Regions from separate parts of the Homo sapiens genome. Here region 1 is linked to region 2. A link is an interaction called in ENCODE POLR2A ChIA-PET data of the cell type or tissue named here. Cell type or tissue: OCI-LY7. All regions are shown on one strand.

What was found. ChIA-PET counts read pairs that join two places held together with the same protein. Peaks named below come from ENCODE experiments on the same cell type or tissue, not always from the same donor. Only the 100,000 strongest peaks of a DNase experiment are listed, where the experiment ranks them.
Region 1: POLR2A ChIA-PET joins it to region 2 with 5 read pairs; 3 of 35 experiments call an interaction of 5 or more read pairs at or near these places.

The regions. Positions count from the first base shown.
Region 1 is chr12:113,293,784-113,301,783 of GRCh38, reverse strand. It overlaps TPCN1 (two pore segment channel 1), which reads right to left. Exons shown (of 28, transcript NM_017901.6): 28 at 3,199-5,824. The coding sequence ends at 5,708. SLC8B1 (solute carrier family 8 member B1) reads left to right here. Exons shown (of 16, transcript NM_001358345.2): 16 at 1,810-3,013. The coding sequence ends at 2,007. Among named protein-coding and RNA genes, the nearest start is that of MIR6762, 6.3 kb to the right of the region's middle. RefSeq lists a silencer at 1,666-1,960 and enhancers at 1,999-2,694, 2,695-3,392. In OCI-LY7, no CTCF peak of the experiment used is centred here; no DNase peak of the experiment used is centred here.
Region 2 is chr12:113,117,158-113,125,157 of GRCh38, reverse strand. RASAL1 (RAS protein activator like 1) reads left to right here. Exons shown (of 21, transcript NM_001301202.2): 5 at 3,520-3,649; 6 at 5,715-5,796; 7 at 5,899-6,030; 8 at 7,997-8,000. Among named protein-coding and RNA genes, the nearest start is that of RASAL1, 15 kb to the left of the region's middle. RefSeq lists a silencer at 4,703-4,903. In OCI-LY7, a CTCF peak has its summit at 4,395; a DNase peak (open chromatin) is centred at 3,947; H3K4me3 peaks cover 1,630 bases; H3K27ac peaks cover 4,325 bases.

The DNA.
Region 1 (8,000 bases), 180 kb before region 2:
AAAATGGAGTCCATCCTAGTACCCACCATACAAGACTATTGTTAGATCAAAGACGACAGTGCCTGTTAGGCCCTTCGCACAATGCCTGGCATAGAGCAGGCACTCAGTAGATACTTATAGCTGCCATTTCTTCAAAAACCTTATGGGCTGGGTGCGGTGGTTCACACATGTAATCCCAGCACTTTGGGAGGCCATGGTGGGCAGATCACTTGAGGTCAGGAGTTCGAGAACAGTCTGGCCAACATGGTGAAACTCCATCTCTACTAAAAATACAAAAAAATTAGCCAGGCGTGGTGGCAGACACCTGTAATCCCAGCTACTCGGGAGGCTGAGGCAGGAGAATCACTTGAACTTGGGAGGTAGAGGTTGCTGTGAGCTGAGATCACGCCATTGCACTCCAGCCTGGGCAACAAGAGTGAGACTCCATGTCAAAAAAAAAAAAAAAAAAAAGCCTTATAAAGATTTTTTCCATTTTATTATGAAAACTCAAACATAGAACAGTTAAAAGACTTGTATGATAGACACACATATTCCCACCACCCAGACTCTACTGTTTATGTTTGGCTGCCTTTGCTTTGTTGTCTGTTTGTCCATGCCTGTCTGTCCATGCCTCCATCTATTCTTTTCTTTTTTCTTCTTTTGTTTTTTGAGATGGAGTTTTGCTCTGTCACCCAGGCTGGAGTGCAGTGGTGCAATCTTGGCTCGCTGCAGCCTCCACCTCCCAGGTTCAAGTGATTCTCCTGCCTCAGCCTCCCGAGTAGCTGGGATTACAGGCATGTGCTACCACACCTGGCTAATTTTGGTATTTTTAATAGAGACGGGGTTTCACCATGTTGGTCAGGCTGGTCTCGAACTCCTAACTTCAAGTGATCTGCCCGCTTTGGCCTCCCAAAGTGTTGGGATTACAGGCCTGAGCCACCCTGCCCGGCCTAACGCATCCATATTGTTTCTTGATGCATTTCACAGTAAGTGGTGAACATCCGCTTGTGCATGTCGTTGACTAGAGTTCAGCATTAAAAACAGAGGGAATTATAATGACATCTGACTCGAGGCAGGGGAGAGGCACCCAGGCAGGTGGACCTGGCTGAAGTTGGAAGAGAAGGTTCCTTTTCCCTGCTGTTTCTGCGTCTGGAAACTTCTGGGGCCACGTCTGGGTAACTTCAGGGTGGGGCATGCCATCCCACAGGGCAGGCCGGGCTGCTGCAGGCCAGTCTTCCTTAAGTGGCCCCCAGCTGGTGCCCTCAAACACTGTTGAGGCTGCATTGTTGTTGTTGTTGTTGTTGTTATTTTATTTATTTTTTGAGACAGAGTCTTACTCCATCACCCAAGCTGGAGTGCAGTAGCACGATGTCGGCTTACTGCAACCTCCGCCTCCTGAGTTCAAGTGATTCTCCTGCCTCAGCCTCCCCAGTAGCACACTGCCATGTCTGGCTAATTTTTGTATTTTTAGTAGATACAGGGTTTCACTGTATTGGCCAGTGGTCTCGAACTCCTGGCCAATACAGGTCGAACTCCTGACCTCAGGTGATCCACCTGCCTCAGCCTCCCAAAGTGCTGGAATTACAGGCATGAGCCACTGTGCTCGGCTGAGATTGCATTGTTGTTGAGGGTGCATTGTTGTTGAGGGTGCATTGTTGTTGAGGCTGGATTGTTGTTGAGGCTGCATTGTTGCTGAGGCTGCATTGTTGCTGAGGCTGCATTGTTGTTGAGGCTGCATTGTTGTTGAGGCTGCATTGTTGTGTTGGCCACAGACGGGGCGGGGCCTGTGACGGGCAGTGACTCAGCCTCTCTCCCCTCATTCTTCCACAGCTGGAGCCAGACGGACTGCTGGTGTGGGTCCTGGCAGGCGCCCTGGGGCTCAGCCTCGTCTTCTCCCTGGTCTCAGTCCCATTGCAGTGCTTCCAGCTCAGCAGAGTCTATGGCTTCTGCCTGCTCCTCTTCTACCTGAACTTCCTTGTCGTGGCCCTCCTCACTGAATTTGGAGTGATTCACCTGAAAAGCATGTGACTGAAGCCGCTTAGTGCTGTGGCCTCACTGCAGGCAGGAGCCCCGCCCCTCCTGCCGGGGGAGGCCCAGGGACCGGAGCATTTCTGCAAGGCCCTTGTGGGCACGAGAGTGCGGCCCTTGCTGCTGGAGATCTGAGGTCACTGCTGTGAGCTGGGAGAACTGCTGTGTACCTCTTGCTGCCAGCACCCAACAGCCTTGCCGTGGGGACCTTGGAAACCTGGCTTTGCTCTGGACAAAGGGTTCCAGAGAGAAGCTAGAAGTCCCCCTTGAATGACCCCCAGAGCCCCTCTGAGAAGGGCTGGAGTTTGGGGGAAGGGGATGGCTGGATGTGCTCCAGGCCATGCTGGAGGTACCCCCGAGGCACAGGCACTGCCCGTTCCCCTTGCCTGGGCTTCAGGCCTTCTGGCACCTTCTCAGGACACAAGTGGCTGCCCAACCCTGACTCAGAGAATGAGGGTGGCTTGGACCCCTGGGAATCAGGCCGCCGAGGGCTGAGCTCCAGAGCCGCACCATCTGCCACAAACAGAATTCGAGACATACTTAATTTTGAATTTCTCCTTGCCACGTTAATAAAGCCAAAAGCAGCGGGTGCTATTCGTGGCAACACACTTCACTGAACCCACTTGCTTCCAAAACGATGCCAGCCCGAGGCACTGCTACGCCAGCAGCTGCCACATGGGATGGTGGCTCAGGCGCTCCCTCCAGGATTCTGCCCCTGCCTGTCCACAGACTCCTTTGTGCTGGAACCTGGGCTCCTCCAGCTGCCAGGCAGGAGTCGGTAGGACTGTGCCTGTGCCTCCCTCAGCGGGGCCCTGGGCGGGGTTCCAAGGCCTGCGAGCTGGGAAAGGACAGATGAGGGGACCTCGTGCCTTCTTGCTGTCATGCAATGACCCCGCCTTATGTTGCCGAAATAAGCAACTCTTAGGTTTGCCTGACTGCCTTATGCTGGTAAAGAAAAGGGATTCAACTGTCTCTTTTCCAAATAAAAAAAAAGTCAAAATTTCAAGTGTAGAGAAAATGACACCCCCAACTTTTACCAGTTCTTCCTCACCTGGGGCCAGTGCCAAGTGGCTGACCCCAGGGCACAGCTCGGGGTGGGGCTGAGGCAGGATCAGGAATGGCCATGGCCTTGGATGGGGCCACTCTCCCGACAATACCCAAAGCCACAGAAGTCAAGAGGCAGCAGCCATGTTTACAAAGCAGAGGCTCTTTTAGTAATGTGCTAGAAATCCAGAGACACAATGGGTTTTCTAGGAAACAAACCACCAGTGTACAAAACCGTACAGCATTGCTCCCGTGATCCGTACAAAATGATTGTCCGCATGGTGGAGTAAGGCTGGGGCTGTGGGAGGGGAAGCGAGGAGCTGAGGAGGGGCACAGTTCTATTGCCACCACCACCAGGCTGTGCCCCTGGCCGCCAGTGGGTGCCACTTGGGTGCACTCAACTATGACATCAAGGATGAGAGGGCATCTGAGCTAGATCACATCCCAGGGCCCACAGAGCTCACAGCCTGTGGGGGGACCCCAACTCCCTGCTGGGTGGGGCCAGGCATAACCTGGGGATAGCTGTCCCTAACCTCAATGACAAGGGCACCCACCCTGGCTGGACTCCCGTCTGTTGACACTGCTGCCATTGGGTATTTGTCAGGTCCTGGCCAAAACCAGGTCCTTTCTCAGGACAGGGTTGGGCAGATGGACACATTAACTCGCTCTGGACAGGGCCGAGATCCCACTCCTCCTGGAATAGGCCCCCCCACCTCGGGGCCTTGACTCCCCTGGGCAGACCCCGGGGTGCTGCTGGCCCCTCCACGTTTCCACCCCTGGGGAGGAAGAAGGGCCCAGGCGAGGCCCAGATGCTCAGGTCAGAGACTCACACCTTTAGAAGCTGTCCCCTGACCCTTGCTTCCAAAACGCCCATTTCAACACACAAAAGCTAAAAGGCACCCAATTGTGCAATAAAGTTCCCTCTCTGTGAAAGGGAGGGGGTTCTGGCCTGGGGCTCGATGTGGAGCTCCTGCTGATGGCCCATGGCCCTCCAGAGAGGAAGAGGACAAAGCCAGTCTGACTCCCGGGGGAATCACAGTGAGTCTCAATAATGTGTTGCTTTCCCAAAGGGCTGTGCTTTAAAAACAAACACCTGCTACTTGTCCAACTCCCCTGACCTGGGAAGGGGGGAAGGGGAGAACCATGCCGTGCTGGCTATGGGACCCAGCTTGGCCTTGGAGGTGGTTGGGAGGAGGGGGTGGGGGACCAGGTACTGCTCCCCTGGGGTCGGGTGCCACCCTGCCCGTTCTGTGGCTGGGAAGAGGACAAGGCCAGAGGGAGGCTCTGTCCACCTGCCTTCTGAAGTCACAGGAAGCAGGCACCAGAGGGCCGGGGCTGGCCAGGAATGCCCAGCAGTGCACTCCTTGCCCTTCGCACCCTCCATCCTGCCACTGCGGCTCCTGCTGCAGAACCTATGCTGTGTTCCGTTCTGTGGCCCAGGGAAGCGGAACCAAAGCGACCTCTGCACTGACCCTGCCTCTGTGGCAGGGTCACTGCAGCTGGCAACCCTCCTACCTCCACCACGCTCAGATGTCATACAGGGCTCCTACAGGGTACCATGGTGGGAGGAGGGGTGGCGACGTTAACTGAGGTTCATCTGAACCTACTTCTGCACCAACCGCTCCTGCTATGGAAATCTCTGGTGTGAGCAGAGCCAGGGAGGGTGGCTGGGAACTGGGCCGGGGCCACGGGGCTGCTGCGTCCCACAGGGAGCGTCTCTCTGTGCTGTTCGCTCCTGTTCCTAGTGCACACGTGTGAAGGACCTGGTATCGGCTTTAGCACAATCCTTAGTTAACCAAAACGTTGTTTTGCTTGAACGGGTAAATCGCAAAAAAAGGGATTTGGTCAAGAGCCCATTCCACGAAGTGGTCTGGGTTGCAGACATCGGCCCCACTTCCTGCCTCATGCCCCTTCCTCCGGGTTCTGGGTCCCCAAGGAGGCCACTGTGGAAGAGTTTTCGCCAACAAGGGTTAAGCCAGAGAAGGCTGGGTGGGAGGCTTGCAGAGCCAAGGGAGGAGATTGGTCAGTGTAATCTGTGGCCGCCCGGCACTGGCTAACTGAGCTCTGGCCACATGGGCCCAGTTGCCCCAATTCCGCTTCCATTAGATCCTGGGCACTGGTCCCCGAAGAGGTGTTGCGTGACATTATCACAGACACTGAAATACCACCCTGGAGACCGGGAGTTCTTTCCTTCCTAAGTGGTTCTGTCCCTAAAGCAAAACACAGAAACCTGTGGCATGGGCCGCAGGGAGAGGGGGCGGGCACGCCATCAGGTCGGGGGGATGTGAGCCTGAAGCAGTAGCAGTGACAGCTTTGGACGTGGCCGATGGAGGCCAGCCCACATGAGGGGCAAGCCCCGCAGTCGACTGGATCCAGGTGAGGGGTCTCCTTGTGAAGGGCCTTCTGGAGCCTTCCACAGTAGGAAGAGCTCAGACCTGGTGGCCGCACCCCCACCCCTCACCAAACTGGCTTCTGGAGTTAAGGAAGACAGGGCAAGGTGGTTATAAACCAAGCCCCATCTTGTCTGTCTTTTTTCTTCCTGTATATAAATATGTGCATATACGTGAGTATGTGTACACACACCGCAGTTCCGTACATCGCAGTAGAGTAATACTATTGTGTTATTGCATAGAAGAGACGGCTTTCGGGCGCTGGGCTAGGTAACGGTCTGGGAGCGCTGGCGGCTGCCTGGGGGCTGCTGGGCGGCGGGGGCTGCACTGCTGCTGAGTTGTCGCTGCTGCTCTTGCTCCCTGGCATGCTCCTCATACCACTCCTGGAGAAGAGAGCAGAAGGGGTGCTGAGGGCTGCACCCCACCCCCTGCCCCGCCCACCCCACAAGGTCACACAGCCCACAGCATCCAGGCTGGAAGGGGCAGGGCTGCCAGCCTCACCCAGCTGGTACTGAAACCCCCGTCACAGGCCCAGAAATGCTGGGAATTTTGAATGTGGCCCCAGAGGCAAAAATGACAATGAAATCTTTCCCTAGTGTCTGGAGGTTTGCGCATAACAGCTCTCTAACAGGCCCAGGCAGGAACAACCCTCACCCCTTGTTTGTGAGCATAACCTTTTGTCCTTCACTAAAGGGCCCCCCGAGTGACCCCTTTTGAGCTTGGCAGGAATTGTGTCCCTGTTTCACACCCGAGACACCGAGGCTTAGAGCTGTATTGTGCTGAATACCTCACCTGCCTAAGGCCATGATTATAAACTCTGACATTTTCAGGGACTGAGGTATTCAGGTAATTAAGGAATTAAGTATACCCCACATTTCCTTTTTTTTTTTTTTTTTTTTAGGAGACAGAGATTCACTGTGTGGCACAGGCTGGAGAGCAGTGGCGAGGTACGGCTCACTGCAGCCTCCCACTCCTGGGCTCAAATGATCCTCCCGCCTCAGCCTCCCAAGCAGCTGGAAATACAGGTGTGCACCACCATACCCTACCCTACTTTTTAAAAGACTGAACCATAGACTTTTAGAGCTTCGAGATGGCCTAGTTCTGGCCCCCTTGTTTTACAGAGGGGGAAACTGAGGCCTGGAGCAGATGGACAGGCAGAAGGGCAGAGGCCAAGGGCAGCACACCTCCTTCCAACCACACCTGAATGGGTGCTGCTGCACAGTCATCCCCTTGCACAGACAGGGAGGCATGGAGTGACTGCCCAAGGTCAAACGCTTCTATTATTTCCATGTTTCTGTGACACCAAGTTCAGTGAGCCACTACACATCAGCCCAAAGAACACTGCCTGAGTCTCTTGTGTTCCCGGAGAATGTGTAAGCTGCTTTGGGGACAGCACCCCCCGCTTTTCAGGCATGGACCCTGGTTGTCACTGTTTTAGTGAAACAGAAGGGCTTCAAGCTATTAGAATGCCAGAAAACAGAGCAAAGCCACCATAGCTGGTGTGGGAGAGGCTCCCCGGAGCCCTGGCAACCCTGAGGTGGTTGAGAAGACTCTGCAGGGCTCATGGGCTGGTGGCCCATGGTCTGGAAGGCACCGTGCCAAATGCCAGCCCACACGGTGCTTTGTGAGATATTTTCCTTAGCTGCCAATATGTAAAGATTGGGAGGTCATGCAAAAAAAGAAAAACATCTGATTCTGCCTTTTTTTTTTTTTTTTGAGACAGAGTCTAGCTCTGTCACCCAAGCTGGAGTGCAGTGGCATGATCTTGGCTCACTGCAACCTCTGCCTCCTGGAGTCAAGTAATTCTCCTGACTCAGCCTCTTCAGTAGCTGGGATTACAGGTGCACGGAACCAGGCCTGGCTAAATTTTGTAATTTTAGTAGAGACAGGGTTTCACCATGTTGGCCAGGCTGGTCTCGAGCTCCTGGCATCAAGTGATCCGCCTGCCTTGGCCTCCCAAAGTGCTGGGATTACAGGCATGAGCCACCATGCCTGGCCTGCCTTTTCTTAAATTAGAAGCCAAGGTGGAAGAATTGCTTGAGACCAGGAGTTTGAGACCCCAGCAAGACCTCACTGCTACAAAAATAAGGTAATTAGGGTGTCACAGTGCACACCTGTAGTTCCAGCTGCTTGGGTAGGCTGAGTGGGGAGGATCACTTGAGCCCAGGGGTTGGAGGCTACAGTGAGCTATGATCACGCCACTGGACTCCAGCCCAGGTGACAGAGCGATACCATCTCTAAAACAAAACAAAACAAAAAACACCCAATTATGAAAAATCCCAAGCACTCCCAGCCTGGCCAACATGGTGAAACCCCGTCTCCACTAAATATACAAAAATTAGCCAGGTGTGGTGGCGTGTGCCTGTAATCCCAGCTACTCGGGAGGCTGAGGCAGGAGAATCGCTTGAACCCAGGAGGCGGAGGTTGCAGTGAGCCTAGATCGTGCTGCTGCACTCCAGCCTGGGAGACAGAGCGAGACTCCATCTCAAAACAAAACACCAAGCAGCCCGACCGCAGTAGGGCCTTCTTCCTATTGGGCAGCACTCGCTGGGGCTGGGA
Region 2 (8,000 bases):
TAATGTATTACATACACAAACACACACACATATATGTATATGTATTTTTTTTTTTTTTTTAAGAGACAAGTTCTCACTATGTTGTCCAGGCTGATCTTGAACTCCTGGCCTCAAGCAATCCTCCTGCCTTGGCCCCACAAGGTGCCGGGATTACAGGTGTGAGCCACCATGCCTGGCCATTTATTGCATTAAACAAAAAACACATTTAAGTCTTTGATCTATTTGGAATTTGCCTAGATACAAGGTATGTAGTAAGGATTAAACTTTATTACTTTTTGTCTACATGACTGTTAATTGTCTCAATACCATTTATTGAATAATGCATTATTTCCCTCAGTGGGAATTAGTTGAAAACCTACTATGTGCTGATCATCATTATAATCCTATTTCATGAGGGCCTACTATATGCCAGGCATGGTGCTAAGCGCTTTACTTCTCAACACACCAGTGAAGTGTCCACCAGAATGATCTCCAATATACAGAGGCATAGAGAGGGGAGGTGACTTCCCCCTTCTAGAAGGTTCAGAAATCAGAGTCCAACCCAAGTTTTGTCGGCCTCCAAAATCTGTGCTCTTAATCTGCCCACTGAGCTGTACCCAGTGTACCTCAAACATCCTCCCAGGGCAGTGAAATTAAATGAGTGAAGTTTGAGGCCTGGCTTGCAGGAACTTGTGGACTTGGATAGGAAAACAGAACACATTCCCACAGAACAGGCAGCAAGAAAAGAAGGAACGTGTCCATGTGTCTGCAAGCATGTGGCGGAAATGTGGAGGCTGCAGTGGAGATAGAGAGATGTGAGATGAGACTTCTACTTTCAGCAGCTGGCGGGACTCAATCCTCAAAAGCACTCTCCTGCTATACAACAGTGAGATCCTGGATTAAATAGGGTTCCTAATACATTGTTGGACTTGTGGTAACTTTTTTTTTTTTTTTTTTTTTTGAGACAGAGTCTCGCTCTATCACCCAGGCTGGAGTGTAGTGGCATGATCTCAGATCACTGCAACCTCCGCCTTCCAGTTTCAAGCGATTCTCATGCCTCAGCCTCTGGAGTAGCTGGGATTGCAGGCATGCACCACCATGCCTAACTTTTTTTGTATTTTCATAGAGACAGGGTTTTGCCATGTTGGCCAGGCTGGTCTCAAACTCCTGACCTCAGGTGATCAGCTCACCTTGGCTTCCCAAACTTTTGGGATTACAGGTGTGAACCACCATGCCAGGCCAAACTTCTTTATAGAACGGGAAATCCCTCAGTATTTTTTCCATCTCAAGTCATGAGACTGGGTGGAATAGCTCACGTGTGTAATCCCAGAACTTTGGGAGGCCGAGGCTGGCGGATCAGTTGAGGTCAGGAGTTCGAGACCAGCCTGGCCAACATGGTGAAAACCCACTCTACTGAAAATACAAAAATTAGATGGGCATGGTGGCAGGTGCCTGTAATCCTTGCTATTCGAGAGACTGAGACATGAGAATTGCTTGAACCTGGGAGGTGGAGTTTGCAGTGAGCCAAGATTGCACCATTGCACTCCAGCCTGGGTGACAGAGTGAGACTCCATCTCAAACAAAAACAAAAACCATTAGCTAAAACCTAACAGTGAATGGTAAACAAAAAGCAAGGAGACCATGAAGGATTTCCCTGAAAGCAGACGTCAGTATCAATTCTACACTCAACAAAGAGACTAAAACTTGGACAAGGGGCAGGGTGGATGTTACTCAACATGAGAATTCTCCATTAGGCTGAGACCCTCAAGGGGTCCCAGAATAACCAACTCCTGCTCCTCTCTAGGGATAAGCATGTTCACTTAGGTTTCCCAGAGTAAGATCAAACAAACATGACTTCACAATCAAAGATCAGCAAACACACAAGGAAATGAGACACCATGGGCAATAGTCAGCAGAAACAATAATCATCTGATTTAGACCCACAAAGACTTTAGATTCTGTAATTATAATATACGGGATTTTTAAAAAGAATCAGATTTAAAGAAATAAAAGATGTAATCACAAGAAAGGTCTGCAATAACAGCAATAAATTACAAGTAATTACGCAGACAGATTTTAGAAAAGCACCAAATAAAACTTTTAGAGGTAAGTATAATTGTCAAAATAAAAAATGGAGTGGTTGAGTGAAACATCAGATTATTCATAGTTAAAGGGAGATTTAGTGAACTGGAAGAAAGGTCTAGAGAAATTATTCAGAATTAGTTTCAGAGGAAAAGGAGAAAAAATAAAATAGAAATTCAGAGACATGGAAAATAACTGTGGAGGTTTAACATTTATTTAATTGGAGTTCCAGAAGGATAGAATTTTAAAAATTAGAGACAGGCAAAAATTATAACAAAAATTGGGAAGAGGAAATAATTTTAAAAAATCAATCATCTAGAATTTTGCAGAAATAAAGGAAGGATATGATTCCATAAATAGAAGCAGTGCAATCTCTACTCAGCAGGATTTTAAAAAATCTGTATCTAGACACATTGTGATGAAACTGCAGTGCATCAGAGACATAGTCCTTAGAATTATAATAGATAGAAAAGCCTGGGCATAGTGGCTCCTGCCTGTAATCCCAGAACTTTGGGAGGCCAAGGCAGGCAGATGGCTTGAGTTCAGGAGTTCGAGACCAGCCTGGGCAACATGGCAAAACCTCGTCTCTACAAAAAACACAAAAAATTAGCTAGCTGTGGTGGTATACATCTGTAGTCCAAGTTACTGGGGAGGCTGAGGCAGGAGGATCGCTTAAGCCTGGGAGGCTGAGGCTGCAGTGAGCTGAGATTGTGCCACGGCACTCCAGCCTGGTGATGGAAAGCTAGAATTCAGTGGAACAATATCTTCAAAGTGTTGAGAGAAATACAGAGGGGAGAAATGTCCAAGATTTTTTTGAGGGGAGAGTATGTTGGGATTACATGATGAAGTTCTTTCTATACCAGGGGGAAGTGTGTGATGGCACATGGCTACGAGCATTGGCCCTAGAACTAACTATACTGCCTGCATTCAAATTCCAGCTCTGCCATTTGCTAGCTGTGAGACCATGGACAAAACTCTTTCTCCTTGTGCCTCATTTTCCTCATCTGAAAATGGGGATAATTACAGCACCTATATCAGAAGCCAGGGTCTTGACACATTTTTAATTTTAATTGAGGCAGGACATAGTGGCTCATGCCTGTAATCCCAGCATTTTGGGAGGCCAAGGTGGGTGGATCGCTTGATCTCAGGAGTTTGAGACCAGCCTGGGCAACATAATGAAACCCCATCTTTACAGAACAACACAAAAATTATCCAGGCATGGTGGTGCACGCCTAAAGTCCCAGCTGGTCGGGAGGGTGAGGCAGGAGAATCGCTTGAGCCCAGGAGGCAGAGGTTGCAGTGAGCCAAAATTGTGCCACTGCACTCCAGCCTGGGCAACAGAACCAGACCCTGTGTCAAAAAAAAAAAAATGAAAATAATGTTAATTGAATTTTTAAGTTAACACAATGCCCAGTACATGGTAGGCGCTTCATAAATGTTAGTGCCTGTGCCCTTCAGGGATTGACAGCTGGATTAACTTGAGCCGAGTGGACCCAGATGCAGAAGTGCAGGGTGAGATCTGCCTGTCAGTGCAGATGCTGGAGGATGGGCAGGGCCGCTGCCTTCGCTGCCATGTGCTTCAGGCCAGGTATGCTTAAGGTGGAGGTGGTGTGGAGGGTGGTCTGAGAATGAGCAGGAGTCCCCTGGGTCTCCCCTGCTGCCTGGCGTTTGGGACCTCCTCAGTCCTGGGGCACTTCTGGGCTGGCAGTCAGGTTCCCTGTGTGGACAAACAGTCCAAGCTCACTGGGTTGTAAGTTCCTGGGGGCAAAATCCTGTTGAGTCCCCAGGGACTAGCAGCAACAGACCAGACACTCAGGATGACAGGTGACAGGTGAGTGTGGAGGTGTAGTCATTAAATTGTAACTGACAAATACCCAACTCATACTGGCTTAAGCAAAAGAGCTACTTTATTGGCTTATATGACTGACATGTAGCTTCAGGCATGGCTGGGTCCAGGTGTTCAAACGATGCCATTAGGAATCTGTCTTTTAGCTCTGCTGGTCTCTGTGTTAGCTTCATTCTTAGGCAGACTCTCCCCAGGTGAGAGATGGCCCTAGCAACTCCAGGCGGGCACCCTGCCAGCTTAGCCACTCCAACAGAAAAATCACTTCTATTTCCTACCATTTCCAACCAATGTCCTGGGATTAATTTTTACTGGCTCAAGCTGGGGCACATGTCTATCTCTGAACCAATTACACTGAATAATGGATCAGGCCTGAGTCACAAGCCCATTACTGGAGCGGAGGGAGGGATTGGACCCCACTAAGTCATGTGAGAGGGGGGTGGTGAGAAGGAGATAGGTCCTGTCCCAAAGAAAAATCAGATGGAAGATGGATGCAAGACCAGGAAAACCCACAGGTGGCCCTCTAGGGGCACCAGCTCATGGGACACCCATCTTCCCTCTTGCCTACTTGTCATGGCCATCCCTTTTTCCCTTCCTCAGCTCTCTGTCATTTTGCTCCCTCAAATACCTCCACCCTTCCCCCACTCCTCTCTCATCCTGTTTTTCTGCCTGTTTTTCACCTCCCCAGCTCTCATTTTTAGGAAAATCCCTGCCCAGATTGGGGAGGACCTCCAATTTCCAGCTTGCTGTGTGACCATAAAGCCCTTCCTTGCCCTCTCTGAGCCTCTCCCACCGCCTCCAGATTTTTGCTTCCAGCCTTGGCCTCAGCTGGGGCTTCCTAGAGTCTGGTTGAGGGAGAACCAGGGAGGCAGGTGACAGGCTGAGGGACTCAGCAGGGGGCAGAGGCTCCTGGTCTTCCTTGAGCCCATGGCCCCTTCCTCAGCCACAAGGCTGTGCAGGATCCTTGCAGGCATGAGAGGGACTGATTGCTGTCGCTTAGCAACTGGGCCAGCTCCTAGGAAACCGAAGAAGGCTTTGGATGCTAAGCAGGGGTGGGAAGGGAGCAGGAGGAAGAAGGAAGCAGCCCCTGGTGTGGGGGTGGGGTGGTGGTGTGTTCCTGGGTTTGGAGAACGTCAAGAAGGAGGGATGGGGAAGCTGCCTGGAGTAAGACTTTTGGGTTGTCATGGCAACCAATGGCAAGGAGTCCCTGCCTCATGCTTTCTCTTGGGTCCTAGACAAGGTGTGGGCATGGGTGTTTGTTGAATGAATAAATGAACCAAGCACCCATCACCTGCCAGGTGCTATGCTTGGCCCTTTACACACATCATCCAATCTAACCCTCGGCTCTATGAGGTTGGTCTGTTATTACTCCCATTTTCCAGGTAAGGAAATGAAGACTTAGAGAGGGGAAGTGACTTTCCCTAGTGTCCGCTAGCCAATGAGTGCAAAGCCAGGCTTTGAACCTTTGCATCAAGTTTCCCATCTGGGGCCTCCAGAGAATCTGAGGCTCTCTTTTCCCCCTCCCTGCTGCACTTCTACTTGCTGGGCTTTGTGATGTAGGATATGACCTTTTGGTGCCTCAGTTTCCTCATCTGAAAAATAGGGATATACAAGTGCCTCCCCATAGGGTGGTGACAGGAAGATACTGGGTTTGGACGGTCATGGTTAGGGGTGTCCCTAGCTGGACCCCTACATGGAACAGTTTGTTGCCTTGGAAACCAGCGACATTGGAATGATCTACTCTTAACAGCCTTTCCAAGGCCCAACTTGGGTGCCGTGTTTCCTCACTCCTTTCCCCATCTGTTCCCAGGGACCTGGCTCCCAGAGACATCTCTGGCACATCTGACCCATTTGCACGTGTGTTTTGGGGCAGCCAGAGCTTGGAGACCTCAGTGAGTGGTGGGGAATGAAGCCAGGAAGGAGTGGGGCATTTGGTGGTGGGGCAGGAGTCCCCATCAGCTCTCCCACTCACAGACCACTTCCTTCGCCCTCAGACCATCAAGAAGACTCGCTTCCCGCACTGGGATGAAGTGCTGGAGCTGCGGGAGATGCCAGGTGCCCCGTCCCCACTGCGGGTGGAGCTCTGGGACTGGGACATGGTGGGCAAGAATGACTTCTTGGGCATGGTGAGCCTCATTCCCTACAATACCCTCCATGGCTCCCCAGTGCCTCCAAGGGGGAAGAAAGATGAGACGGGCTGAGCCTCCTGGCTCTCAGAAGGGTGGATGTACAGCTGCCTCATCAGGTTCCCCTGGTTAGGCCTGAGTGTTGCAGTTTCATTGCTCTGTTGTACAGGTGAGGAAACTGAGGCTGTCAAAGGTACAGGAACCTATCCAAGATCACAGGACGGGCCCAGATTCTCATTCTGGGATGAGAGCATGACAGATGACTATGTGCTGGCCCTGTGCTGAGTGTCCCTCCCACAGAGCCTCATTACTTAACCTTCATGGCTACCCTATGAGGCTGGGACTGTTGCTATCCGCATTTTACAGATGGGGACATTGAGGCTCAGAGAGGCTAAGTGGCTTTTTCAAGGTCATATGGCTAAGAAAGGGCAGAGCCAGGATCTGAGTTCAGATCTCTTTGACTCCAGACTTAACGCCCTTAACTCCTACTCCTGGAAGTCCTGGGCTCAGGTTCTTTCTCTTGGTTTCCCTGTCTTTGGAGACAGCCTGGCATTTCCTCAAATAGTTAAAGATAGAGTTACTCTATGACCTAGCAATTCCACTCTTAGGTACATACCCCAAAGAAATGAAAACTTATCTTCACACAAAAACTCTGACATTACTGTTCATAGCAGCATTAGTCATAACAGCCCAAAATGGAAAAAAACTCAAGTGTCCATTATAGATAAACAAAATGTGGTCTATCGATACAATGGAATATTATTCAGCCATAAAAAGGAATGAAGTACAGTAAGTCCTCATTTAATGTCATCCATAGGTTCTTGGAAACTGCAGCCTTAAGCAAAATGACATACTGTATGCTGTAGGAACTTAACTCTTGTTTATTTTTTTTATTTTTATTTTTTAGAAGGAATCTCCCTCTATTGCCCAGGCTGGAGTGCAGTGGCATGAACTCAGCTCACTGCAACCTCCACCTCCTGGGTTCAAGGAATTATTTTGCCTCAGTCTCCCAAGTAGCTGGGGTTACAGGTGAACACCACTACATCTGAGTAATTTTTGTATTTTTAATAGAGACAGGGTTTCATCATGTTGGTCAGGCTGGTCTTGAACTCCTGACCTCAAGTGATCTGCCCGCCTCATCCTCCCAAAGTGCTGGGATTACAGGCATGAGCTACCCACCCAGCCTTCATTCTTGTTTATAGTAATTAGCTCATGGTACATTTGATTTCCTTATACGTTATGAGTCAGGACTTACCGTACTGGCACGTGGATGAACCATTACACTAAGTGGAAAAAGCCAGCCCCTGCAAAACACATATGATTCCATTTATACGAAATGTCTAGAATAGGCAAATCTACCGACACAGAAAATAGATTCGTGGTTGTCAGGGGCTGGGGGGCACGAAGTGACTGGTAATGAGTGCAGGCTCTTTAGGGCTCATAGACAATGTTCTGGAATCAGCGGCACAACTAATTGCGGTAAGTCTGTGAATATACTAAAAATCATTGAATTGTACACTTTTAAAAGGTGAATTGTTTAGGATGTGAATTACGTCTCTATAAAGTTATTTAAAAAGAGAGAGAGTGTGGGGCTTGGGTCCCTCCAGGGCTGTCCTTATGCCTTTTGATAGAAGAAATTTATGTCCCTAAACAGAGCTGAAAATACACTCAGTCCAGACATGCTATCTCTAGCAGCTGTGTGACCTTGGGCAAATCACTCCACATCGCTGAGCCTCAGTTTCCTCAACTGTAAATTAAGTGTCCCTGGTAGGCCCTCAGAAGCCCTCAGTGTCCTGGCAGGAGCTAATAATTTGGGACTTGTAGGAGAGAAGGAGGGGTCCCCTGGCAGGCCATTCTGCCCCTCTGTGGGTGGGCAGTCTGTTCTTCCAGGGCTAGGTGAGACCTGAGCCAGGCAGGGCAGGGCAGGCCAGGGCCCGGCTGAGGGTCTGTGTGTCTCTCTCAAAAGGTGG